Linked DNA regions of Mus musculus: region 1 is linked to region 2. A link is a loop called in an ENCODE intact Hi-C map of the cell type or tissue named here. Cell type or tissue: left cerebral cortex. All regions are shown on one strand. Each heading gives the region's core, and the rest is flanking DNA. Links, peaks and the distances in the headings are about the cores only.

Evidence for each region. Peaks named below come from ENCODE experiments on the same cell type or tissue, not always from the same donor. Only the 100,000 strongest peaks of a DNase experiment are listed, where the experiment ranks them.
Region 1: a loop joins it to region 2, with 1.8 times the contacts of the local background. A loop is called at or near these places in 3 of 42 quality-filtered maps.

Annotation. Positions count from the first base shown.
Region 1 is chr5:13,463,775-13,479,025 of GRCm38, forward strand. Sema3a (sema domain, immunoglobulin domain (Ig), short basic domain, secreted, (semaphorin) 3A) reads left to right here. Exons shown (of 17, transcript NM_009152.4): 4 at 9,625-9,744. Among named protein-coding and RNA genes, the nearest start is that of Sema3a, 72 kb to the left of the region's middle. In left cerebral cortex, for the core only: no CTCF peak of the experiment used is centred there; DNase peaks (open chromatin) are centred at 5,442, 5,803, 6,487 and 6,918; H3K4me3 peaks cover 598 bases; H3K27ac peaks cover 342 bases.
Region 2 is chr5:13,411,852-13,427,102 of GRCm38, forward strand. The region is part of intron 1 of Sema3a (sema domain, immunoglobulin domain (Ig), short basic domain, secreted, (semaphorin) 3A); the gene reads left to right. Among named protein-coding and RNA genes, the nearest start is that of Sema3a, 20 kb to the left of the region's middle. In left cerebral cortex, for the core only: no CTCF peak of the experiment used is centred there; a DNase peak (open chromatin) is centred at 9,592; H3K4me3 peaks cover 239 bases.

The sequences.
Region 1 (15,251 bases), core at 4,470-6,969, 48 kb after region 2:
AATTCGATCATCTTGAGAAATTTCAAGTATATTTTTAAGTGGCCCAAAAGAAGGTTGGCACTAGCTTAAGAATCATTATTTATATCTGGCTGGAACAGAGCAAGGTAATTCACTTTAAGCCATTCTGTATGAATCATTAGCTCAATCTCAGGAAATTCCAGAGAGAGGATTTCCTATCTCAAGTGAGAAGTCCACAGAGTCCCCCTCACCTGGAACTCTCCTAGCCATCGCTCATATATTCTGTTCCTCTTGTGCTGAATGATTTATATAAATGGATATCTACTTACCGATAAACCAACCATGATGCTATAGATTTAGCCTTAATTTTAAGAATATTTTCTTATAGATGGTAAACTCTGTCTGAAGATAAATATGCTATCATCAGCTTTTGGCTGTTTTTAACGTTAATTTGATTCAAAAGGGAACAATAAGATAGATCTACAAAATATCACTAAACTTTCCCAAAGTTCTGTAGCATCGTAATGTTAGTGTTGATATGCTGCTTTTGATGAGAGCTGGGGAAGGAGAGAGGATGCAAACATGATTTTATTTAGAAAATGTGATTACTAGTACCAGAGGATGTTAACTTTTCTTTATTATGTTAAAATGAGAACAATGATGAAAATTCTCAGTAATCTTCATTTAGGTGCTAAATATATTAAATATTTTTATTCTTTTTTTTATTAGATATTTTTTATTTACATTTCAAATGTTATCCCCTTTCCTGGTTTCCCCTCCCAAAACCCCCTATCACTTCCCCTCTCCCCCTGCTCACCAACCTACCCACTCCTGCTTCCTGGCCCTGGCATTCCCCTACACTGGGGCATAGAACCTTCACAGGACCAATGTCCTCTCCTCCCATTGATGACCGACTAGGCCATCCTCTGCTACATATGCAGCTAGAGCCACCAGTCCCACCATGTGTATTCTTTGGTTGGTGGTTTAGTTCCAGGAGCTCTGGGGGTACTGGTTAGTTCATATTGTTGTTCTGCCTATGGGGCTGCAAACCCCTTCAGCTGCTTGGGAACTTTCTCTAACTCCTTCATTGGGGACCCTGTGCTCAGTCCAATGGATGGCTGTGAACATCTCCTTCTGTATTTGTCAGGCACTGGCCAAACCTCTCAGGAAACAGCTATATCAGGCTCCTGTCAGCAAACACTTGTTGGCATCTACAATAGTGTCTGGGTTTGGTAACTGTATATGGGATGGATCCTCGGGTGGGACAGTCTCTGGACAGTCATTCCTTCAGTCTCTGCTCTATACTTTGTCTCCATGTATATTTTGTTCCCCCTTCTAAGAATAATCAAAGTATCCACACTTTGGTCTTCCTTTTTCTTGAGTTTCATGTGGTTTCTGAATTGTATCTTGGGTACTCTGAGCTTCTGGGCTAATATTCACTTATCAGTGATTGCATATCATGTGTGTTCTTTTGTGATTGAGTTACCTCACTCAAGATGATATCCTCCAGATCTATCCACTTGCCCAAGAATTTCATAAATACATTGTTTTTGATAGCTGTGTAGTACTCCATTGTGTAAAGGTACCACATTTTCTGTATCTATAATGTATATTATGGATAGCTTTAACATACTGTACTATATATTACATATATATTATATTTATGCATATTTGTTCATGTATATTTATATCATGTATAATCTTTTAAAATATTTGTTTTCTAGTAGCATGTTGAAATAATTTCAATATTTATATAATTTTTATTCTTCCACACATACTTATGAAAGGATAAACCATCATATTTATAAACAAAAATATTATAAAGTAGTGATTATATGTAGGGGAGATAATTAGGTCAAATCTATTAACCCCTTCTAGGTAGGCATTTTCAGATAAGTTATTCTATTTTAGTAAGATATTCACCTGTTAGAATTTCTTTAGAGGCCAGACTTAAATAAATGGAATATAAAAAGAATTTTACAAAAGGTATCAAAATTTGTGCAATGGTAGCATGTGGTGAAGACTCTATGGTAGGCTGAGTACTGCTTCTGACGTGTTAACTGTGCCTACAATTCTATAGACAACCAGATTTGGTGTTAGAAAAGAAAGTAAAGTGGACAAAGAACATATCAAGGGGGAGCGGGAACTGCTTTTCATTACATCAATTCCTGGTAGTCAATTGCTAATCTTAAGAAGATGCTGCTAATTGCCATGGCACTAGATAAGGATGAAGACAAGATCTCATGGCTGAACTGAAACAAATAGGGAAGGGAATAAATTTCCAGCCCAATGTTAGAACTTGCTCACAAGGGTCCAGTCGTGGAAAACATTGACAGGGCTATGACTATAGGTGAAACCTTGCTTCCACATCTTTGAAAAATATCTTATAAGAGCAACCTTACAAGCGATTAAAGAGGAGTGACTAGGAAATGTACTCCCTGCTTAACTAAGTTGGCAAAGCACAATTCCTCTACAGCTGTCAAAAACCAATGCTGTGTTTTACTGCTTAACTAGATGATGACCAAAGGCCCATATTAGGACAAAAGTGGCTATATTCGAAAGTCCTCCCTTGTTGGAGTAATGAAATTTCATGACAGTTTTAATGAACAACCTGTAACATTTATTTGTAGCAGAAGATGGGCACATAGCAATCTTCTAAAGCAAGTTTATTGAAGTTACCTCTGTTTAGTTCCCAGTATGGGTTTCAATTCTCTGAAGAATGTCTTCAGAAGGAATAAAGAACTCATATTTGGGTTGTTGGCATAATGTATGGAATGGTATAGGATATAGACTAGTATAGAAGTTAGACAGCCTTTAAGCATTCAAAACAATAAAGACATGCTTATTTTTAAGAAAGGATAACCACAGGTTATGGTGATACAAGCCTTTTATCCTAGCCCTCATAAGGCTGATTCAGGGGATCTCTATGAGGCTGAGGTCTGGCTGATCCATATAGTGAGTTCAGGAAAGCCAGTGCTATATAGGGAGACCTTTTCTCAAAATAGCAATAGCAACAACAAAATGGATAACCAGTTCATGAATACATGCTATTGCTTTATTGGGATGTATCATTAATCCCAGCTTTAGTTGAGAGCACTTGAGGTCAAGAGTCTGGAACAACTTTCCTGTGGTCATGCACAAAACAGAAGATTCCCAAGCTCATTCAAGCCCACCCCTAACTCATGGATAAAAATAGCTATCTCAATAGTGTTTTAATGTTATCTTTATAATTTCATTTGAATTGACCTGTAAGATCTTCTGACTGTTTTTTAGAATGTCTTCCATACTTTTTTGCTGTTTTGGTTATTTTTAGTCAGGGTTTCTCTGTAGCCTTGACTGCCAGGCTGTCCTCCACCTCTCAGAAAGCCCAGTGTCTTTGCCTCCTGAGTACTAGTAGTGAAGACATACACCGTGACCAGGCTATAGTTCATACTTTAAAGAAATCAAAATTGTCATTAAACATGAATAAAAGTCAATGAATTCTAAATTTCTTAGGTTGAACTCTAGTCAAATATAATATCTACAATTTATCATAGTGATATGTGTATATACACTAATACACATAAGCATGAACATATATGTAGACCCGTTTGTAGATTTTTGGTCTATTATCCTAAATTATTTGAAGAAATACTTTTGTTTCAAAAAGCTGGACAAATGGAATTTGTGAAATTTCACTTTAATATCTAATTATGTGTGACGTAGAAGACCATAACTTAGATAACTAACATCAAAACTTTTTTATTACATTTGTTTTATTTTGCTAAAAATTTAAACAGCAACCATAAATGTCTTTGACCAAGCATCTTTTATCATTACACAATCAACATGCCTGCAGTCTCTTTTACATTTGTTCCCAGAATGCCACAACATAAAACTACAGTATGGCTTGAAACAACCGACATTTATTTTGTCCCAGTCATGGCAGCTTGAAGCAAAAGATCTAAGCCTCCAAAGGGCTGGCTTTGAGGCCCACTCATTGGCTTGTTCCTCAGTATGTCTCATAATGCTTCTCTGGATGCTCATTCCTCTGTGTCCGCTCACCCTGATGCCTCTCTATGTATCTTTCTTTCCTCTCTGGAAAAAAACAAAGTAGATTAGATTAGGGTCACCCTAGGGGCCTCCATTAACTTAGTTCTTCAAGGGTCTATTTGTAAATATCACCATACTCAAGGTTTACTGGACAAGGGCTTCTAGCCACAACTTTTGAAGTAATGCAGTTGAAGCCAACATGGCTCTGCATCTGCACTTATATCACTCATTGACTCTAGAGCAACTAATTGATTTTCAGCACATTTCTATTATTACAAAAATCTTTCATACTGTGCATGGTGGTGAAAGCTTTTAATTACAGCACTCAGGAGGTAGAGTTAATTGGACATTTGTGAGTTTGTGGCCACTCTGGTCTATATAACTCCTTGTAAGCCAGCCTGTTCTACATGGTCAGTGCCATGCCAGCCAGGGGAGAACCTTTCCAAAAAACATATTTCCAATATTTTATGTTTTAGGATCCTCATAAGGGAAATACACTTTAGGCTCTTAAAACACACACACACACAGAGAGACACACACACAGAGAGAGAGAGAGAGAGAGAGAGAGAGAGAGAGAGAGAGACAGAGAGACAGAGAGACAGAGAGAGAGAGCATTGACTATCCATATACAGTATCTACTTGTACCAGAAGTCTGATACATACTACATCTATGGTGGTTTAAAAACTCATTAGAGAATTTCCATTTTACTAAGAGAATTGCATGAACATTTTATATTATTAACTATATAATGTGTTTAGTATTTTGGACAGCTCTTAACCAAATCAAAATCTAGCTTGATATCAAACAATGCAGCTGGAAGAAAGGAGATTTGTAACCATGACACCAGACAGTCCTCTAAAAGCTAGACCTCTTTCTAGGTCTTCTATCCTACACTAGAAAGACAATGGTATCTCTCCTTGGCAGGCTGAATTCTGTTACGATACAGGTATATAAGTTAGAAGTCACTAATTCAATCTCAGGCAGATAATACAACAATGAGAGCACAGCCATGTATGAGCTCTGTGAGATGCGCGTCTGTGAAGAAGAGATTTCTAGCCACCTGTAGTGGGTGTGAAGGACTGGGAAGACATGATTGAGAATGATCAGATCACAGTTGGATCAGAACAATTTAGGAAGGGAAAAAGACAAATCACTACTGCCAGATAAGTCCAGGGCAACTCCAATAGAAGAAGGATAACGTGAGTGACAGGAGCAATCTCATGGATTACCGCTTTGGCAGGAACCTTGGAGTATGCAGTCAGCTTGCCAAATAAATGGACCAGTGGAAAGAGAGTCAATGGATTAACTTCAGGAATTAAGCTTATTAATGGGTTTTCCTGCAGCGTGCACCCACCCATCCTGACAGCCACGGATTCGTTTGCTTTCCCAGCTGCTGGGTTATACAGTAAAAGAATTCCACGTGAGCGGCTGATGGCACAGGGACTATTGAGTTTTCCTTTAAAGTAAATTGTCACTGACCTGAGGCAGTGCTATCCTATCCCCATTCATTTGGGGCTGGTTTATATTTGAACCAGCACAAATTTGCTTGATTTAATCACGAACTGAATATATTTGAATAGAGATGGTTCCTGTTCACTGTCTCCTCCCCATTTGTTTTTTTTAAGCCGCTTCTTTATTTAGGTTAAATTCTCACTATTTTATCCATAGTTTAAGAACAGGGGAAGAGGTAATTGGAATTGTAGGTAAATTATATTCTTTTGTAGAAAGCGTAAGGATCGGAAGTTAGTTAAAAACACCTCAGTGCTGTTCTAATTTCCATGCATGGAGCAGTTGTTTTGACAGATGGATGGGCTTTATTTTTGTAACGGTCCAGGAAAAGTCTGCAACAGAGCCTAATCTGGGCTACGTAGCTCTATCTGTGATGTTTGTTTTTGATTCATTCTGCTTTCAGCTCCGATATCTTTTTCAAGGATAGATATGTTCTCTACATTTATTCTTTGGGACAATATTTTTATGCATAATTTTTCTATTCATGTGCTCCAAAAAGGCTAGAGCCCCCCACTAGAACTCAGATCCAAACAACTTGTCATAGAGGATGATTTATCAAGGCTCCTCAGGTGTGGGCTTGGGTTTTTATTGGATTATAACTGCTCTTACTTCTAAACTAATGATGGTGGGGTGCTGTTGATCTGAAGGCCCTGAGATTCACTGACTCTCGGGATGTCAAGGTGTTACCAAGTTCACCTGTGTATATCAACTGAAGTTTGAAGAAAAGATCAAGGTTTGAAAAATGAATTCATTTTGAGCTGACTGCACTGTCTTTATTGCGCTGTAAATCCTCCAGTGTGGAGCAAAGCCGTGCAGGAGTTTAATGCCAAAAAGTACATTACATTCTGAGTTTTGAGAAACGTCATGGTTCAAGGAAAGGTCAGAAACACTCCTCTTCTGTTTCCCCAGAGCAGCAATGTGTGAAGTGTGTCTCCTTTTGCTGCCGTGCTTCCCCCTAGTTTAACAGAATGTTCAGGCAGCCTCAGAATAAAATGAATGTCCTGTTTGGAATCCTTGCCAGGCTTGGCAGCCACAGACTACAAAAGGGAGGCAACTGAATGACTGGATTGATACACTGTTATGTAGACATTCTCTTAAGAACAGATCCTAAGTGAATGTCTTTTAAGTTTTGGGTTCCTCTCTGTTCAGACCCTTTTGTCTACTTTCCTCTTCCACACATGCTGAGGGTTCTTCCTTTGGCTATGTTCAAACCAATCTTGAAAGTATTTCCTTCCACTCCTTTGTTTTCCTACAACCATCATTTTACCCTCTAAGCCCAAGAAATTGTTCCGCACTCTATTTGCCTCAACCTTTACTTTGAAAATAATACTAAGGTAGCCTCGGGGCATGGCAAACAGTGCGACTTGCCAATTGGGAGAGTTGAGTGGGGGAAATTAAGGAGATCATTCTAGGCCTTGGGCCAATAGGGTGGGGCTCCATTTTCTCTAACTCAGACTCACTTGTTATCAGCACACTCAGTCAGACTCTTTGCCAGGTTTCTCGGCTAGAGTCCCATGATTGATTTTGTTCCAGCAGCTTTGTAAAAGAATGGTTGTCATAGTATAGTGGTTCCCTATTTAACAGTTAATAGAGAACAAATTGAGAATTTGATATTCAATGTAGTCCAATTTTGTGGGCTTCAAGAGCTTAGGGAGTTTTTCTTGTGTTAATTATAACCTGCTAGTTTCTTTAGAAAGACAGCCTTAGTCGCTGGTAAATTGCTAATTGGTTATCTAATCTATATGAAATAATGAACTCACAAAAGCTATGGTATTAAATTCATAACAGTGGTAAGGGTAATGTGACCCTTCCTTTGTGTTTCCAAGTATTTGTACTCATGATTATGTTTTGCTTTTATACCACAGAGAACCATAGTCTCTTTTAAAATTGTTACGAGGTATTGGATGTGAATAATGGAACTAGAGACGTTAGGTTTACATGCAAAATGGCTTGTGAGTCTCAACAAGCATTTCCCAGACCAAGTGAAGTCCTGTTCTTTTCTAAAGTAAACAAGTCTTCTGACTGGGTCTGCAACTATTATTTACTAGAATATCCATGTGCTTAACCATGAATGCACAGCCAATATCTTGCTTTTGACATATGGTACCAGAACTCATTATTTATCTTCTTGTATATAATAATATTGAACCCACAATGAGGGATGGCTGTAAAAGCAGAATATGTGACCACCTACATGTTTCAAAGAAAGATATTTTTAAAAATTCCTCCTTTGAAAATTGACAGATTTTTTTTTAAAGGAGTACGAATATATCCTGTGGGCAAACCCATGAATGCTTCATTTGTAAATGAATTTATCAGATGTTTCCTTCCTCTGCATAGGCGTTCATGTTGTGTCCTGTAGGGAAAAGAGGAGGGACTGATACAGAATGAAGTCTGGGCTTTGAGAACAAGCGAAGTTATGTTTTATCTCCTTTGCAGTGATGATATTTTGAACAGGAACTAACCTGTTCAAAGTGAGTGAGGAAGGGTATACATACAACCTTTAAGCTAGGAAATTCTTCCTCAGAACAGAACAATTTGCAAAGTCGGTTGATTTCAGAGCATAATTTTATGCCTTGCCCAAAAGAAAGAGAATACATTCTGTATTTACTTAACAAAACAATAAAGAAATTGGTTTTTTAGTTTTGTTTTGGTTTGTTTTGTAATTTTTACCTACTGAAATTGCACATTATTGTTAAGAATGCGTGAGGATTCACATCTAAAGCTTCCATTTTGTTTTAAATAAGTCTAATTCATCTAAGGGTGTATATTCATAGGACAATATCAGGTTTTGTCCTAGAGCAATCAGATAGAATGAATAGCAGGTACTTTCTTGAATTGAAATGTTAATTATTCTGCTGAAGTTTCCTGCTCCTTATTTTATGGGCCAATGGAGTTGAGACCTAAGCCATCAGGTGCAAGTACTGGATACAAATGTCATGTGGAAATGTACTCAGCGAGTTATAACACTCCACTTATAAACTCTAACTGACTGCATAAGTCCAGATGCATTCTGAGTTCACACCTAAGAAGTCGCGGGTCACAGAGAAAGCTTTGAGGGCATAACACACTTCGGAGCATAACATTCAACCTGGTTCTCCATTTTGTGAGCGAGCCAACACCATTTATACAGTAGTCTGGTTTGAAATATTATAGCTCCATCTCTAGGGCTTACTTTTAAATATTCAACTGAAAATTTTCTTAAAAACTATGAACAATGTAGGAAAACACTCTCAATATATCTATTAGGTAGTATCTGAATGCATACTTATTAGAAAGAAACCAATATGCATTACTAGCAATGATTAGCTTCAGGTTATCCTTTATTTCTGTTCCTGTTTTCTAAATTTAAACTCAGAAGTCACTTTTGTAATAAGAATTTCACCATAATCTCATTTGAATAATTTGTTATTTAGAGAGTTGGTTGTTGTCTGAACTATGGAAATATCACCCATGATTACTGGCAACCCAGAACTTCCTATTCAGTTAGGCTATGATGTTTTAGAAATAGTTTTCATGAAAGATATTTGGTGAAGGGTATATGTCTTATCCAGGGTTACTATTGCTGGGATGAAACACTGCATCCAAAACGACTTGGCCTTAGATATCAATACCACTGTTCATTTTGAAGGAAGCCAGGGCAGAAACTTGGAGGCAAGAGCTGATGTAGAAGCTGCTGAGGGTGATATTGACTGGCTTGCATTCTATGGCTTGCTCATTGACCTGCTTTCTTATAGAACAAGGAACCACTAGCCCATGTGTGGCACCACCCAAAAGGGACTGGACCCTTCCCTATCAATCACTAATTAAGAAAATGCCTTATATGCTAGCTTACATACCAGTCTGATGGATGGATCTTCTCACATGTGGTTTCCTCTTCTCAGATAACTATAGCTTGTTCATGTTGATATAAAACTAGGCACAGTATATTATATTAATTTCCTCAAGGTTTAGGTTTTTACATTTTAATGCATGTAATGCTATGAACAAAATAACAGAATAATAAATGAGCCCTAAAGTTTGAAAAAGGTATACATACAAAATCTCTCCCAGCATGGCAAACATCCTGGGTTCTTCAGTCAGGCTGACGGCTGGAACTAACTGGTTTGCCTTTTGTTTCACAGAAAGAATGTGCCAATTTCATCAAGGTCCTGGAGGCTTATAATCAGACTCACTTGTATGCCTGTGGAACTGGGGCTTTCCATCCAATCTGCACCTATATTGAAGTTGGACATCATCCTGAGGTAAAGCTGACTCATAAAAAACGCTTTTGGTTCCTGGCTCCTTCCGGTTTAAACAGTTCATTGCTGATTCCTTCAGCTCATTTAGCTTCCTGTTATGTATGCATGGGGACCTTGTTCCAATTCAGATGCTGTTATTAATTTTAGTCTGTAAATATCAAACAGCACAGTCATCACTCACCAACTGTGGGACAAGAGAAGGGAGGAGAACATTTGTTCTCACCCTGGATTTCAGAGTCCTCCTCTCTGCATGTGAGACCCAGGGAGGCAAGCTGCAGGTGTTCTCCGTTCTCAGTCATCTGCTTATCTGTAGCTCCCCTGCCATAACTCGCCTCCTACTGATCTGTTGTGTTTGCTTGTTTGTTTTGTTTTATTTTTGCTGGTATCTTCTGTTAGAGAATTAAGATGGATACGCTCTATAAATGGGTTCCAAGACGGGAACCCCACATTCTAGTTCTTGCTTTGTTAGGTTTTACCTTTATATTTCTGATTATTATACTACTAGCATGGAAAAGAATGAAATATATTTTGCTCTACTGAAAGATGTTGTTGAGAGAAACTTTGGTGAGAGAATTGTAGTTGAGTAAATTTAAATCAGATTTAAAATGAGGAGGCATTGCTCCTATTGAAAGCAGTGTATTGAGCTGGACATCTCAGCCGCCTCAGTTACAAACACTGTTGTTAGCTCTGGCACTGCGTCTTCAGAACAAGAGAGTTCACATGCTGAGCGAGTGATCTGTTACAGAACTTACTTCCAAATTGGAATTCAGAAACGCTCAACAAATCAAGAGTTTGGTCACAGAATCTTTCTGGAATCCTAAAGATAAGACTGAATTTACATGTCAGCCACTTAGATCCTCAGCTCCAGGCTAGTGCTGCATTTTCTTAAGGTGCCCTGTGAGATAGCAATGTGTTGTGTTGATTCCAAAGACAAGAAAGCCAAACATTTCATTCTTTATCTTCCTTATACGGGACAGTGCACTATAGGTTCTGTTTCCAATGCTCTAGCCACTTACTTGGTGGTGTGGTTTCTGCTGTTGCTTCCCTGATGAGACCCCTGAGGACTCATCCATATATGAAAGTTACACGCTTGTGCCTGCCCACCCGCCCTTATAGTCTTCCTTCTCCTCATCCTCACAAGTGTGTGTGAAATACTTTTTAGTGTGGACAAGATGTTTCATCATGATGGGACTTTTTAGGACATGAGTCCTCTTTAAGTTTCCGTTTCACTCTGAGGAAAATAGGAATTAGTTCCTTTGCAGGACCCCGGAGAGACTAGAGATGGTGGTTGTAGTCACTTCCAATTAAATAACTACCCATGTGCTACCAGCCCAAATGTAAAACTGCCGACTTCAATAAAAGCTGGACCCACTGTGGTGCACATTTTGTACCCGGATTCATAATGGTCCTGATGGGCAGCACACGAGGATGCAGTAGCACTCCCAGGAATCTCCTTCCCCAGAGGCACAGAAAAATATACATGGTGGTGTCACAATAGGCTTCAGATCTTGAGCCACAAAGCATCAGCTTTTGAAGCCCTGGGATTTTTTTTTAACTTTAATTATTTGTATTTCTTGTCTTTTTTCCCCCTTTAAAAAAAAAATTAGGCGTTTTTTTTCACTTACATTTCAAATGCTATCCCAAAAGTCCCCCATACCCTCCCCACCCCCACTCCCCTACCCACCCACTCCCACTTCTTGGCCCTGGCATTCCCCTGTACTGAGGCATATAAAGTTTGCAAGACCAAGGGGCCTCTCTTCCCAATGATGGCCCACTAGGTCATCTTCAGAGACAAAGTTTGGAGCTGAGACTAAAGGATGGACCATCTAGAGACTGCCACACCTGGGAATCCATCCCATAATCAGCCTCCAAACGCTGACACCATTGCATACGTCAGCAAGATTTTGCTGAAAGAACCCTGATATAGCTGTCTCTTGTGAGGCTTTGCCGGTGCCTGGCAAACACAGAAGTGGATGCTCACAGTCAGCTATTGGATGGATCACAGGACCCCCAATGGAGGAGCTAGAGAAAGTACTCAAGGAGCTAAAGAGGTCTGCAACCCTATAGGTGGAACAACAATATGAACTAACCAGTATCCCCGAAGCTCATGTCTCTAGGTGCATATGGGAAAATTATTTAACATCTCATAGTCTCTGCTTATAACTTGTAAAACAATAAAATCATCCTTGCCTAGGGATTCACATATGTTAAATGAGAGTTATCCTAAATCATTACCTCAAATTGCCTCCCACACTCCTAACATTTAGTGCTACACAAACTTCAACCTTCCAGTCTCAATGTGAAAGCATGGCATTCTTCCAGTCTCAGGATTTACTTCCTGCATCTCCGTTTACTTAACCTTAGTTACTCCATGTAGAGCCACGGGCTTCGTTCCCTGTATCTGTGCTTAATGTAAGATTGGAATGAACATGTTTGAGATCTGATAGGTCATCCTTGCTAAAAAACGAACAGCTAATAATTGAAATTATAAATGTGTCTCAGGTTGAAAGCCTTGGCAGTTTGTCTCATTCATTATTGCCACCTTACCTGATATTTACTTGTCTCCTCATCTGTGATTATAAATAATGTCACTAGACTTCCCTTATAGGGCATCTCTGTACTCATCTTAAATCTCCTATCTCTAAAAGCTGAGACTTCCATTACTTTGGTATCTATTTATGCTAAAATTCTATGCATCTGCATGGATTTTTACCACTTTTTCCTATGAAGATGGCCCCGCTGCCCTCCTATAATTGAGCTTCCTGTTGTTAATCCGTGCTATCTTTCAAGTAAACTAAGCTTTGCTGCTCTTAGGGTGGGCTTGTGGGGAGTGAAGGGCTACAGGCCATTGCTCAGGCTCCCCTCCACTGAAATGGTAAATAAACCTAGCTTCCTACGTGAGCTTTGAGATGACATACTGAGGTACAAGTATTTTTTCCCAAGAAACTCAGAGTTTCGAACAGGTCCAAATTAAGAAGCCCGGTGATTTTGATTTGCATGAAAACTATAAATTATAAAATACCATTCCAGAGTAGGAGGTCAGAGAGAGGATGGTTATGCAATGACCTGGGGAATTTGGAGCAGTCTAGACAGGCAATCTAGGAAATTCTGGAAAAGATATTATCAGGAGAGCTTGTCTAGACTACATCAAATTTAATTTTCAATGCTTAAGCTGCCTTCTGAGACAATCTGCTTTAAATTGATCTATACTATTACTTAAAATGCTACCCTTGGCTTTAACCAATTTTGCTGTTTATGAAGTTGAGAAAAAGAGACAATGTGCACTTTATACTGTTAGAAAAAAATGACACTAATGGAAAGCCTAGAAAAGGAAAAAAATAAAAGAGGCACCAGGAAAGAGGCTGGGAATGTTGAATTAATATTCACACACACATGGAGTTTGAAAATACCATCATCAAAAGTGTCTTTAAAATAACATTTATGTTTTCTAAGATTACACTATAATTACATCTCTGTCTCTTCTCCTTCCTCTCTCCAAACCCATGTCTCCCACCCAAACCCTCAGTTCTCTTTCAAATTCATAGCCTCTTTTTCTTTAGTTATATAATTTTTCCTCATAAATTTTAAGCTAGGAATTACATACATGTTTTCCTGATAGATGTCCTCTAATAAAATAATGAAAAAATGGAACAATTTTATTCAGTGTTTTTTAGGCTACAAATAATTATATTTTATGAAAAGAATAATCTTCACTTTTAACATTTGTGAGGACTGTTAGCAAGCAACACTGCCAAAGTTGACTTCTGTTTTTCAATAAACGTCCCTAAAAATACCTATTGCTTTATTCCTAGTTTCCAAGCTTGTAGACACTTCTATATTAGAAAACTGAATATGGACTAAACATCTTTGTGAAGAATGCCACAGAAGTAAAACACTACTTTAAAAAAAATGCAAGGGCCTAGTCATCATTTAATAGTTTTGAATCTTATGGGAAAAAATATCACTTGCTATTTCTAATGATAAATCAATATCTAAAATACCACAAAGTTTAGTCTTGTGGTTATAAAAATAGTCTTTTCTTTTCTAGCATTTTGATACCTATATATTCACTCTTGAATAGTGTCTTCCAAAACTCTAGTTTTCCTGTCTAGTAAATGCCTTTGACCACACACAGTATGTCATTGATTGCTGTATTAAACAGATCTTCTGTTTCCTGTGGTACATTTGGGAATTGGTAGACATATTAATTAACTCCAGTTCTGTAAGATATGTGTCAATCAATTCTTGGGCATCTGCCAATAGCCCTTGACACAGCAGATAACTGCCAACAAGGTCACATGCCTGATACACATGTGTACATTTGTCATAAAACGCCTGCAGAGTTCACAGAAGGAGTGAGTCAGACAAGAGCACAGATTAGCTTGGAGCTGTAGTTCCAGGATCTCTGCCATTCAAATTGTGAGTCATCCTCTAGAGGCTGGCTATTCCCAAATGGCTTATAGTATATGGTATTTCCCCTTCAAATTTTCATCTGTTAATAAAAAAAATGTATAATTTAGAAGGAGTATAGCCTTTCGAAGAAGTCTCTGGATATAGTCTCAAATTCCAAATGGGTCTCTTCTATGTACTGGCAGGAATCCTAAAGAAAGGTGGACCCAGATGTCTGCTGGATAGTATTAACTCTATAAATACTCTCATAATGTCATGGCCTCAATTTATGATAGAACCAAGGAGACATTAAGAAAAGCAATGAGGCTTAATGGCTATCTCTCAGGTCACTTTTCCAATGACAGCCATTGTATTTCTCCAGGAACTAAAATTGTCTGGTTTTTCCTTTTGTTATGAAGGAGAATTTGTTTTATATGCAAGTCTGTGGCATAGATGTTATTTGGGTATCAGGTAGGGCTCTGTCGGTGAATTGATTTCTAATCTTTTCTGTTTCTGTTGTCTTTCTTATTTACTGTTATGTCTGGTCTATTGAAGCACAGATCTATTTCTAATAAGCATGAGTAAACTAATGGTAAATTGTTTTTGTACCACTTTTCCATGTTTCTTTTTTTTTCTTTCTTTTTTTTATTAGATATTTTCTTCATTTACATTTCAAATGCTATCCTGAAAGTCCCCTATACCCTTCCCCTTCCCTGCTCCCCAACCCACCCACTCCTGCTTCATGGCCCTGGAATTCCCCTGTACTGGGGCATATGATCTTCACAAGACCAAGGGCCTCTCCTTCCATTGATGGCCGACTAGGCCATCTTCTGCTACATATGCAACTAGAGACACAGCTCTGGGTGGGTGGGGGGGGGTGGTTACTGGTTAGTTCATATTGTTGTTCCTCCTATAGGGTTGCCGACCCCTTTATCTTCTTGGTTACTTTCTCTAGCTCCTTCATTAGGGGGCCCTGTGATCCATCCAATAGATGACTGTGAGCATCTACTTCTGTGTTTGCCAGGCTAGTGAGAGGCAAAGGCTGACTTGTTGCCTTAAGCCATGTTTTATTGCTGTGAAGAAACATCAGGAACACAGCAGCTTATAAAGTAAAGCACTTA
Region 2 (15,251 bases), core at 8,062-10,561:
AGGGGCTTTTGTCTAGTAGAAGACACTGGGAATGCAGACTGAGAAGTCCAGACATCCTTAGAAAGGGAGGCGACATTAACCACCATTGGCTTTTAAAGGATTTTTTAGCAGGACAGAACTCCTTTGGAAAACACTTTATGCACTAGCATGAATAAATTTTCGAGGTACTCTAGACAAAGATGAATTTTATTTCATTGTGGCTTTAGCTATATTACAATGCTCATAAACTATTTTACTTTCTGCCAGACATGTGGAAGTAATCAGTGTATGTAAATGATATGTGAAGGTGAGGTTCAGCCTTAGAGTAAGAAGTTGGACTGTCTGTGGCTATAAATTTTAACCACATCACAAAGACCAACTTTCCTTTTAACCATAACTTAGATGTAAAAATAATCAGTGAAAAATTCATAAAACTAGTATTGTTTTCTTAGTAAAGTCCTATAAATGTAAACTGTCTTAAAACATACTAGTCAAGGACTATTTCATTGTTTAATAGCTGTTAATGGACAGAGTTGTCACTCTACCTCTGACAAACCATTTTCACTAAAGCTTGTGCTTCATACTAACTATAATTACGTTTTATAAAAATCCGTGATGATCTACTTTCTTCCTTTCCCATTGTGTAAACTGTTCTCTGGGTACTACGGGCTCCCGGTGCATATGTGTATCTGTATAAATAGATTTAACATTTTCGCAATCATGTATACATGCCCTGCAACAAATCCTTTTGAAAAAGAAATCGATACAATGAAAGAATAATCATCCCCTTTCCATAAGATCATAACCATGCAATGTTTAGTCTCAATATGATGGTGTTCTGTCTCTTTGAAAATGCTTTTTATCAGACACTGTACATAATGCTAGATACTACAATAGCACATGTACAAAGCAATGTAGCCCATAAGCATAATAACACAAACATGCCAAGGAGTTACACACACACACACATACACACACACACACACACACACACACACACACAACACACACAGACACACAGACACACACACACACACACACACACACACACACACACACACACACCAAAAAAGATTTTATAGTAGGAGGAGAAAACGGTAAAATAAAGTAGTGGCAAAATATTTACATACTAGCTTACCATCTGTTCTATTTTTCTTCCTTTTTTGGTTGTTTAGGCTTGGTTTTTGTTTGTTTTTTGTTTTGTTTTGTTTTTTGAGACAGGGTTTCTCTGTGTAGGCCTGGCTGTCCTAGAACTCACTTTTTAGACCAGGCTGGCCTCGAACTCAGAAATCTGCCTGCCACTGCCTCCCAAGTGCTGGGATTAAAGGTGTGCACCACCACTGCCTGGCTAGGCTTGCTGTTTTACTCAGTTTCAATTCTGCCAGATAATACCTTGCCCACTAAGCTTTGTCTCCAGCTTTCTTTCCATTTTTATGTAAAGATCCATTATATAGTCATTCTTTGTAAATATAAATTTATGTCCTTTATGCTCCAGATGTTCTTATTAGCAAAAGAAGTAAAGTAATATTTGCCAGTGTTCACAAGAGGAGATATTATATGTATATATGTAATATATATGTCGATATATGCGATATGTAGGATATTACATATATGTATATATACACATATATAATTATATAAATTTTAAAAGTTAGAATTAATTCTACAGTGCTTTAGACAAATTTCAGTTGAGATTTTGGAGCTTATTTCCTACAGTGATGGGGAAGAAAGTAAGGTAAGAATATGATCATGAAAACTGTTGTCAGACAGAAGAGTAATGGCTAAATTATATATGGCATGTAAATGTTGCAGAAGAGACAATAACATCCAGCTGCTGTGTGTGTGTGTGTGTGTATATGTGTCTGTGTGTGTGTGTGTGTGTGTGTGTGTGTGTGTGTGTATGTGTATCTCTGTGTGTGTGTATGTGTGTGTCTCGTGTGTGTGTGTGTGTGTCTCGTGTGTGTGTGTGTGTGTGTGTGTGTGTGTGTGTGTATTTCCAGCTGTTGCTGGTGCATCTCTTATTCTCTTTCTGTTTCTTTTTTTTTCTCTTGCTTCTTACTAATCTTTTTTTTGTATCCAGGAGTTTTGTTTTGTTTTTTTGTTTTTTTGGTTTTTTTTGTTGTTTTTTTGTTTTTTTTTTTTTAGATTTAAATCTATGTCTAAATCTATTTCAAAGGAATGAATATTTACTAAGTATGGCTGTACATTACTCATGGTAATAAATAGTGGGCCTTGAAAAACACATGGAATTAATGCCTGATCTCAAGAACCTTGCAACATGGTACTGAAGAAAACACGCCACACAATAATAAAGCAAATTGGCCTGCCACTCAAATACAAAGAACATGTGATTAAGTTCAGAGGTGACAATGAGTTCTTAATTATGCTACGGTGTGCAATTGAGCATAAAGAAAAAGGGTTTAACAGGGAATGAAAATTAACCTGAATGCAAGGCTATCCATTTTGCAGGGTTGAATGCAGAAGGGCTTTCCAGTAGAACCATACTGTGTGTAGCCATGAGGCAATTAATAGCTACACAGTACCTGACAAGCAGAAAATGAATTGTACATTACACAGAGAGGAACAGCAGACTACAAGGTGATGTGTCCAGTTTAGGAAATCCAGTTGTAACTCCTTAGAATCTTTGTTCATTTCCCTAAAGAGTGCTAGGATTGTTTGTAGTGCTGTGCAGTGATAAACTAGCACATATATGCAAGTCATCTGCTTTGCCTAACTTAGCTTACTTTTCATGAGAAAGATAGGCAGCATGGCAAAACACATATAATTGGTTATATGTGGAGAGCAATGTGTCCCAAGCAGGTACTATGAGAATTCAGAATACTTAGATATCACAGCTGGGAGAAACATCAGCAATGTGTTTGTGTGAGCTGAGTATTTGTGAGGACAACACAGGACCTTTTGTTATCTGTAGAAGGAGAAAGGTAGAATGAAAAAAAGAACATTCTAGAAGAAAAAAGTAGCATAAGTAAGAAGGTACGGAAGTGACAAAGGCCTCTCATGACACGTTTAGTATGTCTGTTACTAGACATATTGAACAACTCCAGGTCAGATTGGTTGAAAGACAGACTGGACAACTAACCTTGGGCAAGTAAGTAATTTTTCTCATCTGAGCCCATGCATGTCACAAAAGATATACTCAATCACTATTCACTTTTTTAACATTTAGTTTTCACTGAAAGTAACTAAACATGCCAAAATATTGTCATAAGGCTTACGTTTAATCATCACATTTAATTACAAAGCATAAAGTTTGGAACCGTCATCTTGTTCAAATCAGTAGACCACTCTAGTTAAGTAGGAAGAGAATGCTAGTAACTCCAGACAGTTAAACTCAGTCCAGAACATCATTTGCAGTGTGTGGATATTAATAGGCTATGGTTGATCAGTTAAATATTAAACACAAGTAGAAAAGTATAAGGGTGCTTTGAAATATAAGCAATCGGGTCAAATGATAGAAGTGCAAATGGCTTTATAAGGATAACGAAAAGATGAGCAAGGTATTATTCACTCACCTTGTGAGTTAAGAGCTGAGGATGGAAAGAAAGATGTAAGGAAGATACACAAAGTATTCAGTGTGATGTAAGCAACGTGGTAAATATAAAGACTATACTTAATTGTTAGATACTCATAATCAATGAATACACCTTTGAAAGAAAAATATAATGCATTGTTCTTAGAATAAACTGGGATTTATTAAGTTTTAATAAATTTTAGCATATGCCATAATTTCATTAAATTTGATTTACAGTTGAGATTATATGAAAGAATATGTTGTTTCTTTCATTCCAGAAGGAGATCACTTTATCTCATGCAATAAAATATGAGATACTAAAGCCAAGGGACTAAGATAATCACTTCGTACAATTTTTTTTAGGGAAACAGTGCTTGGCTGATTGAAGAACACCAGGCTCAGGGATCCTATGGCAAGATGGATTATGACATTGTCCTCTGATATATCAGGAATACCCATGAACCTGGTATTCTCATTGTCTCCAGATACCATAGTTCTAAAGACAGTCACCTGAGTACCTGTGCATTCTTTCACTTTCCCACACATGACTCATACACAAGTATTAGCTGGGCATCAGTGACTCACACTCTTTTAATGCTTGAACAGACCTTTTGTTTGGGTGCTTTTAATAATAGAAGATGATCCTAGAGTCATCTCTAAGAAACTTGGTGGCTCCACTGACATAGCTATATTTTAAGGCCCAAACTAGGAATTACTATGAAACAATGAAAGAAAGTTTAGACTGGCAACATTTTCCCCATTTCTGAATGGTTTCTTTTACTACTAAAAATGAAGGTACACACACCAAACTTAGCACATGCTACTAGCATAAATGATTCCAGATCAGGCTCCCAAAAATCACATCAAAACCATTTCTCTCAGCTCACAAAGTAATATGGCAATAGTGGCTTAGAAGTGTGAGTGAAGTACATATGTGACAGATCACTTGTGGGCCAGAACCCCCTTCAGTGTCTGTAGATAACTCTACTTCTTGCACAGGACCATTAAATTGTAAATTGTCTGCTCTTTCCTTACACATTTACTATTGCCTTTCTTTGACTATCATGTCTGCGACTTTGGAAGCCATTTTAAACAACCATTCTAGAATTCTAATAGACTTTCTGGCAACCACCAGTTTTCATGCCATCTTTAATTAATAAGCATGCTTATGTATCTTAGATGCTAATACATGACTTTTTTTGATAGGTATACATTAAACTCATGGTATGTTTCCCATTAAATGCAGGAAGAGAGAACTGTCATGGGAGAAATGCCAGTGAAAAACATATTTATACTCCTCTGTTCTTTACTCCAATAATGGGTATTCTTTTTTTTTTTTTTGACTTTGGCTGTTCATCTTATTTAAATTTTTTGCTATTCACACTAATTTAGCCTTTATTTAAATTGTATCGGCAATTTACCACATACCACAGGATAACTTCTTAATGTGCATTTTGTACCAAGATTTGTATCAACTGAAATATAAGAACTGTGCCCTACATCATTTATGCAATCCAGAAAACAAGATACACATTGTAGTCTGTAAAAGGGAAAACTAAGCTGAAAGAATACTTTAGAGAACAACACTGTGAGTTTTAATACAAAGTCACCTGTTTCAGCTTTTGTGTGTTTACCATTTCCTGTGCTAAATACAGGGATAAAGTGATAGTGGTACTAGGAAGCTGGGAGGCTTGTTAGTGGTGGTGAATCACTATGACCATAAATAAAAGCTGCCATAAAACTTCAGAGCATTCCATCACTGGGCATGCAAAGTTCACACAGAGACTGCTTTCTCTGCCTACCTCCTTACATTCAGAGTCCACCAGCAGGCTTTTAATAGTACATGTCCGTCCAATCCAGCATTCAACAGGTTTCTTTAATCAGATTAATGGGTATGACAGTTTACAAGTAGGGGAAGCTTGCTATAAGCTTCCAAACAAAACATTGTTAGCTACCATTGAGAAATGCAACCTCATTCCTCTGCTTGACTTATCACAACCTTTAACACACACACACACCACACACACACGGACACAGACATGAAGAACCTTTGACATGTCCAAAAGGAAATGTCTGTTTTGGATCCTAGAATCAGATTTCCAAGTCCCAAAGTCTGCTGATTACTAACCTTGCCTCTGCATGGTCTATGGATGTGCATTCCACAAACACAAAAGAAAGCTGACTCAGGCTGATCACTCACTAGGACAGTATAATGTGGGATTAGTTGGACAATTGTTCTCTGTCTCCTTTACTTGGTGTGGTGGATATTCCCTACTGCTGATGAACACTGTGGTTTGAACTAAAACCCGAAAACAGTTGTCTTTAAGCTTTGAAGCTAAAAACATAGCTCCCATGTTGTTTCCTCTGCTCTAAACGATGATGATGATTTGAAAATATCAACAATTACCACTTTGTGATCACTTTATGGTCAGAAATACTGCTGACATTTTCCTGTGAATACCATGTAATAGACACAGCACATCTGTGTAGAAACTTGTTTCCATGCAGAAACAAGGGTGCACAATGGGAAAAAAGAATGGAGAAAAGCTAGAACTTTCTTTTGCATTGGACTCTACTATCCATTCTTTAAATCAATGTTCTGTTTGAAGAAGTATTTCAGACACTCAAATAACTGTTCAAAGGCTGCGGTGCTGTAGTTATATAGAGTCATTAGGGTAGAAAAACGACCTTTAGCAAGTTTGAGAGTCTTGTCTTTAAAGTCTTAAAAATTAAGCAGGAGACACTAAATATTTCAGAAAATATTATACTTTAAAGAAGTTATGTAAAGATTGTTTTATTTTCTTAGAGTAACATTTAGATTGGTAACTCGATATCATTATAAAAATGAAAACACCTGTAGACTAGAGACTACGGAACTGGAGAGATGGCTCACTAGTTAAGAGCACTGGTTGCTCTTCCAGAAGATGCAGGCTTGATTCCAAGATGCCACATAACAGCTGACAATTGTCTGCATGTCCCAGGGAATCTTACACCTTCCTCAAGTCTCCACAGGCATTAGATGCATGTGGTACGCAGATATGTATGAAAACAAAATATAGACTCAAAAATAAAATTTAAAACAGAATATGAATTATAGTAAACTAAATTAAAATATCTAAGAAGACCAAGTCTATTCTAGAAATTTACTCATTATTATGACTTAGAAAATGATATGGATTCTTATAAAATTATTTTACAAAATGTTATAACATTTTTAAAGCATATATAGTAAATGACATGTCATTACTTATCTATATTTATGGAAACAAAAGAATTCTATATACATGAATTTTTCCAAAGACAAAGTTCTAGCCTCCTTTTAGATGTTTATTGTGTTTTAAAATTTTTAAATCATTCTTATAGACCTCAAGAAGTTTTATTAAAAACTCAGTAGAAAGATGTATATCATGGTTGATTCATAAAAACAACAAATAAAGATATTCCAATCAATTTATTCAGGGCAGGTAAGCTCCTTTCCAGCTTGTGCCTTTCCACCCAGCATTGCTGGCACATGGACCACGTTCATGGAACTGCTTTGATGCTGGTCATATATTTCTTTTGAGTTTAGTTCTCTCATCTGAAATTCTACATAAGTTTAATATTAACCAGATGAGCAATTGTAGCATATAATTAGACCTAGAATATTAGCAGACTACATCTGACCACAGAATTTCAGGACCTCAGGACTTATTTGCCTCTTTGAATTGTAAAGCTACAGCTTTTTGTGACTCAGGGTTCCCTTTCTGGATTGGGTGTACCAATCTTAGATTTTGTAGGCTTGGGTGCTTTGGGCTCATCTCAGACTCACTCCTCTCGTCTTCTCCTATTCAGTTTAAGTCATAGAACTTTTAATTTTCTCATTACTGTGAAAACATACTTAACAAAAGCATCTTATGGAAGGAAGGTTTTGTGTTGGCTTATGGTGTGACCTTCAGAAAGGTATAATAGGAGAAATGGGATGTGCCAAGTCACAGTATGCCTTCAATCAAGACAGAGAGCAAGATGAGTGCTAGCGTGTGGCTTGACTTTTCTTCCTATTCTGGTTTCTGGTGCTCAGTCTGCTGATGCTCATAGTCATGGCTGTCTTTGCTTCTCAAACATCTGTGGAATGAGCTTTGCAGACTTGCCCAGAGGTGATTCTAAATGCAGTCAAACTGACCTGAAAATTAACTACCACAAACCAATCATGTACCAAGCACAGCAGAGCAATGGGCTATGCTGTTTTGCTTGAGTTCTGGCTGTGCTGGAACTCAGCTCTATATACCAGGCTGGCCTGGAACTCACAGAGATCCACCTGCCTCTGCCTCTCACATACCATCATCCTCTGTGCTTGTTTGTTTTTACGTTATGTATATATATTTACATCTTCTCTACCAATAAAGCAGCAGACATTTTTTGTTTGCAATACTGGGAATTAAAGATGGTGCCTCACACATGGTACATAAGCTTCTTATTATATGCCTAATCCCAAACAATAATCTTTAAAGAACTTTTAAAAAATAATGTATTATAACTCATGGAATTACCTACCCCTTCATTTTCTGATGATTAGAATTATACTTAAATGAGATAAAAAATAAACCAACAAGAGAGAAACTCAAAGTACACCCAAGAAAAGAACTATTAAGCATTTTTTACATCAACAAGCTCATTGCTTCTTACTGCATATATCCTCTTAATATATGGCCATAAAGTACAAAGAGAAGTAAAAAAATTTCTTTCCCTTATGCATAGAGTCAAGGCAGAACTTATAGGTTAGTCATTGAGATGGTTAATATTTCCTCAACACTCTTCTATCAGATACCCCCAAAAGTAAAAACAAAAAAATTCTCAAGTTGAGACTTGTACTTTGCCCAAAACCAAACCTTTTTTCCAAAACAGACTGCTCAGTGTTTTCATACAGCCTGAAAGCTCAAAGCAGTTTTGCTTATCTGAATGATTAAAAGAAAAACCAAAAGAATCATATTGTGTAACATAATCATTGTATTTTAACTCAAATTTCAGTTCTGTACATAAAATTGTAAATTTGAAGATGAGATATTCACAGAAATATGATACTTTGCCTACACACACACACACACACACACACACACACACACACACACACACACCTTTCAGGTGTCTCTCAGCTTTCAATGCCAAAATGTCTTTTGAAAGTTTAAAGAGAAGTAGAAGTCTTGCTAGGACATGACTGAACTATTAATTTTTTGTTTAATAAATAAAAGATCCATATGAAAATCCAGTTATTAACAATCCATATGATGTATGTAAAAGTGAATGCTCATTAAATCACAAAGCAAAAACAAATTCTGATTTACAAGTTTAAAAACCAGAGGGGTATGTATGAAAAGGCATAATGGACTCTTAGTTTTGGTCATTTGGTATCTATTATTTATGTTATCCTAGATTATGCATTTTTGATAGTTTGAAAAGTAACATTTTTACCTAGTAGTTTTTGTTTACTTAAAGGTAATATTTCTATCATTTTTGGTCAGCAATAAATAATGAGTTCATATTTTCAAGAAGTAAGTGTGTGTGTGTGTGTGTGTGTGTGTGTGTGTGTGTGTATTTCCATGTAATTTAAATTTCCCAGGTTGCTGGGGATTGTGGTATCTAAAGATGATCTCTCAGCATTTGGGATGTGGAAGCAGCTAGTTCAAAGCTTGACTTTTGTAGATAATAAATTTGAAACCATCTGGGGTTACATGAGATCATATGTCAATCAGTCAGGAAGTGAATAAATAAACAAATTCCTCACTGTTGAATTGTGAATGGGAATGTATAACGTCTTCTCTATTTCCTAACCCAAACAAAAAATATAATGTATCAGTTATTGGAACCAAATGCAGGAAGTAAACATTTGCTTCCACATGATATCACATTTTAACACTGCTTCGTCATAACTTGAAATCCAATTCTACTTTCTTTTTTGCTGAAAACATTCTGGTACTTCAAAAGCAAGCAGTGTGTTGATTTTGTACTCTAAATTAAATAGCTATTCAGGCACTTGGGGCTCCATTCTTTATAATTCAGTGTGATAGTGTATCCCATCGCCAGCAGCTCAGTTTCTGTCTTTCACCATCTGTTCTTTCTTTCTTTTTCTCTGCCAAAATTCGATAGAACTCAATGAGCAAGACGAGCTGTTCTATACCCAACCATATTGAGATGATTTGGTTCACAATACATTGCCCTAGTTCTTACACTGGTCCAGTTTAATTAAGTAAGCTCTCTGTTTTATAAAGATGCACATTTACCAATCTGTAAACATTAAAAGAGTGTCGTAAAAGCAGCCAAAATGTTATTGTTTCAACAGTCAAGATTTTAAGATGGCAACACTTGGCAGACATAAAGCCACACACTGTCTGCTTCCAGATTGGAAATCCCTGTATGTAGCCGTAGCTTTTCATGATCACTAGTACACATTTAAGGAGATCCAGTTATCAAAAATGGAAATTCATGGAAAGTCTAAAACCTATTCAGATAATTTAATATTTAGATAAGTAGTTATATGGAAACAAATTAAAGGAATTATGGAGAATATTCTAAAATATTCCATTTGAGAACTTGATATAATTTTTATACATCCATCAAATGTATCTTGTGTGGTTGTTACCAGTACCAGCTCAGAAAATAGCAGAAAAAAATTATACAGTGGTCTCTTTTAAATAATTCCAAAGACCCCGCAGTCTTTTTGATATGGAGCCTTATTACCACACAGAAGCACAATAGTGAAAGCAAAGCTTCTGTTCTGACGTCACTGCCTTGAAGCAGTATCATCTTGAGAAACTGTATGGGTGACTTATGAATAAGTCTCCTTCTGTGTCACTATGTATCACAAACAGCACGTTGCCTTCTCAATGAAATGTTGAGGATTCTGTAAGTGAAAAGCTATGCAAAGTGTAGAATAATGTACAAGTAAAAACGCCTTACAATGGAAGAATGGATTGGTGCTCATTATATCCACCTTCTCTTCGTCATACCAAGGCTTTGCCAACAGGGCTCTCTTCTCTTGAAGTCTCATTCATCTCAGAAGCCTGAAAATTGAAATGATGCTGGGCTTTCTGAAACTTATATTTGCTGGCGCTTCCTTTTTGTTTCTCTTTTAACTTTTAGTTTTCTTGTTGGAATTTTCACTTCTTGAAGGTACCTCTGTACAAAGGTAAATGAAAAGCTAATTATTGATCTTTGCTAAATACCAATCGAGGTGCTGAGAATATCAATCACCACAAAAGGGTTTAAGGTCCTTTAAAGAAATTGTTATCAGATATTGTCCTTTGCAATGAACAGCGATGCATTTTTAAATTGACCTCATCCTTATTATGCACATGGATGCATTTAATGCTATCATTCTTTCTAATTGCATTATTCAAACTTACTTTCAAGGAAGCTATCTTTGTTTTCTTGTTAAAGTTATGTAGCCTATACAGGGAGTTGCCAACAGAGATCAGACACACACACACACTCACGCACTCGCAACCATGCACCCACACATGCACTCATGTACACAAACAAGCACACACTAAGATTTTATTTTTATTAGAATAGTCCCCATTGGCTCATGTTTGAATACTTGTTCCCAAGTTGATAGAATTATTAGGAAAAATTAGGAAGTGAAACTTATTGGAGGAGATGGGTACACTGGGGTATTCTTTGAGATTTTAAAAGCCCAAGCCATTTCAAGTTAGCTCTCTCTGACTCTTGCTGATAAATCAACATCTGGTATCTCAACTACTGCTCCAGTGGTGCTTGTCTGCCTGCTCCCGTAAGTCCAGTCATGATAGTCATAGATTCGGAAGCAAGGTTCCAAATTAGGTGCTTTCCTTTTAAAAGGTGTTTGGTATCATAGCAATAAACAAGTTACTAACACACAGAGTTTTGCTATGTACCCATGACTAGCTGGATAATAGCAATATAACCCAAGCTGACTTTGAACTTATCATAATCTTTCCTGCCTTATTAGCTTTGTATTGGAATTGTAGATATGTGCCAGTATTCTTACTGGGGAAATCAAAAATTGATATTCCCTTTTAGTTTCTTTGTCTTGCTAGTAAAAATAAAGTGGGTTCAGAAAGAAGGTCAATAATTTAAATTTAAAGGGATTTGAGTAGAAAATCAATAGGTGGTGGTGAGAAGGGATAAGAGACTCCACTAAGGGGTTAAGAGATGGAAAAGATAAAAGAGATAAAGTCATATCTTTGGTGTTAGACTTCAAGAAAGCAGGCATATTCAGTGTTAGAAGACATCAGGAAGCTATGTAGCAGTCAGGATAGGGGACAAGAGTTTCAGAGAATGACTAGATTTAGAGTCAAAAGTGTCAGGAAAAGCACACCTGGCCTTTTATACTCATATCTTAAAATGATAGAAGGAAGAGTAAAAGTTATACATTTTCAGATAAAACTTAAAAAACAATATAGGCAAACTTAGCAGGGCTGAGTGGTGGGAACTGTAAGCAGCTATTCTGGGGAGGCGCTCTTGGGCGGTATAAAGATATCTCATTAGGAGTAATTATTCCTCCCCATGCCTTGGCATGTCTTTGAGTGAATCAGTTTTCCTCCGAAGTAGTCTCTTGTCTACATGACTGGCAGACTCTGCTGGATTAACTCTGAAGGTAAAGAACAATAGTATGTAACAGTCTAATCATAGGGGCATCAAACTGTCATCTGGCTTTCCAGGACCAGATGTAGAACTCAGATCAGAAAGAAATAGCTGTTCCTTAATATGCCTCAACAAAGCTTGGATAAATCCACCTGTGTTTCCAGTATTTTAAATACTAAGGAAGAAAAGCCATAATGATTCCTATTCTAGTATTTTAGAATTACCAAGGTAGTACAAAGTGTGTGTGTGTGTGTGTGTGTGTGTGTGTGTGAGTGATTCCTTAGAATCAGGAGGGAAGGGATCGTGGTGAAGATGAGAACTACCTACTTACTCATGGTGTCCCTGCTTTAAATCAAGCTGATGGATTTCATATCTGGACTGCTCTCATCTTTCTCCTTTGACAAGGTACCCCTACCAGCCAATGGGAAAATGGTTGATCTTTCTGTTTGCTGATAAGTGGGACTACCATTTATGAGAGTTGAAGTATATCTCCAGTGTGTTTACTTAAGGGACCTCAAAATGTATTGGTATTTAAACTGTGTAATGTATAGTTGGGAGAACTGAAATTAGAGCCTTGTGCACAGAGCAAATGACTCAATCTTTTTGAGAACAAACTTTCTGATTGGAATTGAGGTACAGCTCCAAAGGGGGAGAGGGTGCAGGGATCATACTCATAAACTTGGAAGAATTAAGATTGTGAAAATAGCCATTTTTCTTAAAAGAAAAACAATTTACAAATTCATTGGAATCCCAAGCAAAAATCCCAATGCCAGTCTTCACTTAAAAAAAAAAGTCTTAAAATTCCTATAAAAGCCAAAAGCATTCACAAAGCAATTCTAAGCTTAAGAAATTCTAGAGAGGCATAGTCATACAAGAACTCAAGATATACGGTAGAGCCATTGTTAAAAAAAAAAAAGCACAGTACTGGATTTTCTCAATTAACTTTTTGACAATTTTATAAACATATTTAATGTGCTGTGGTTATTTTACCCATTATATTTTCTTTCCCCTGTCATTTAAACTCTGATCCTCTTCCCAACTTCTCAGTCTTATTCCCCTTTGTTTATTTACTTTTAGAAATTCTTATTTTTTTTAAAAAGTTACTTGTGTGAACTTGGCTGAAGGGAGAGTTTTAAGTGAGCATGGAAGATTCAGTAGTGGCTACACCACCGGGGACAACTTCCCCATGCTTGCACAACTGTGTAGTACAATGACCCTTCCAAGATTCTGCAACCTTCATGAGCTTCTTCCCCATCTAGGTCTAATCGTTGATGGGCTCAGTCCTATGCACGCAACTACAACTGCTATGAATTCATGATAGCAAAGGCAATATGTTCTCTAGAAAACAGCATTCCTATCTCTGTCTCGCTATGAGATGGCATTTTACAGCCCTTTCCCTGTCCTTTGGTCCTTATGTTATTTCTTCTTCCTCTTCCGCGGTGTTACCTGAACCTTCAAAGGGCTGATATTGATGTCACCATTGGTCTAAACAGGCAACAATCACGTATTCGAAGTGATTTGACTAGTTTTGGAATTATGTAGTAGCCGCTGCTCACTATGAAATGAAGCTTTATTGATGAAGGCTGAAAGCAACACTCATCTATGGACATAACATACACATTGATAAAAGTTTGTTAGGCAAAACACACCCATTCAGTGAAACAACAAAACTGGTTCTACACCTAGAGTCTATGACTTCTCAGGCAAAGCATTGTGCAGATTCATAGTATTAGGAATTAATCTCTTCAGTGGAGTAGGCATCATGCCCTATCAAAAAGTAGTTGGAGCCTTGCACCAGTCATACCAGTATTACAGTATAAGACTTTTGTTGCCTGCTAGGTCATTATTATTGCCTGCTGAGTTCCCAACAAGCTAAGACTCTTATTGTTCACCTCACTGCAAACAGCAAACTATATAGTACCCTCAGCACTTAGAAAGCTAGTCAGCAGGCAGAAGGCTTCCTCTCCAGATCTAGTTTCCTTTCTCTGTGTCTGAAACCCAAAAAAAAAAAAAAAAAAAAAAAAAGGTAAGCTGTAAGATCTTAACCTCTGTGCAACCGAAAGCAGAGATCTGCATGTCTCTGACTCCTGAGTGCTGAGTTAAAGTCTCTGACAACCATGCCTGAACCTAAACTTCTTTAATTTGTTTTCACAAAAACCTTAGCTAAGCAATATCTTGCCCTGTGGTCACCACTCCCTTTATGCCACTTAATATCTTTAATATGTTTCTCCCCTTAGACACAGGATTTAGCCCCATTTCCCCCTGTTGCTGCTTCTATTTTCCTTGAACCATTCATTATATATTTTTCCTTGCTCAGCTTTCTCTTTTTCATCAAAACATTATTCATAAGAGTGAACACTAGTATCTATACAACAGGGTCTATGCTAGGCTGTTTTGCTATTTGCTATGTTGCTAAACTGTTCACTTTAGCCTCAGGCAAACATTTTGGACAAGGACAAAAAAAAAAACAGCTATATTCTTAGCTAAAATAGTTGCAAGAACAATTTTCGGGCCACATACTAAAATTAGTCTCCCCTGAAACCTCTTGAGCCAGGACCCCACAGTTCAAATCACCCTCAGGCCCACTATATTCTATGTTCCTATGAGTATAGCCCATTAAGGTATATGTACTTAAAGCATTACACTACTTTCCTAAACCAAAGTCTGAAAAATCTGTATTCCTCCAAACAAACACATGGTCAGGCAGATCACAGCAATACCCCAGTCTCTGGCACCAATTTCTGTCTTAGTTGGGTTTTATTGCTGTGAAGAAACACCATGAATAGAGTAAATCTTATAAAGGAAAACATTTAGTTGGGAGTGCTTACAGTTTCAGACATGTGGTCCATTATTCCCATGGTTGTAAACATGGCAGGTTTCAAGCAGGCATGGTACAAGAGATGTAGCTGAGAGTTCTACATCTTTATCCAAAGGCAACAGATGGAGACGGTGTACCACCCTAGGCATAGCTTGAACATAAGAGACCTCACAGCCTACCCTCTACAGAAACACATTTCCTCCAACAAAGCCACACCTACTCCATAAAGAGCAAACCTACTAATAGTGCCATTTTGTATTGGCCAAGCATGCAAAGATATGAGCCTGTGGGGCTATATGCATTCAAACCACCACATTCGGCTATAAT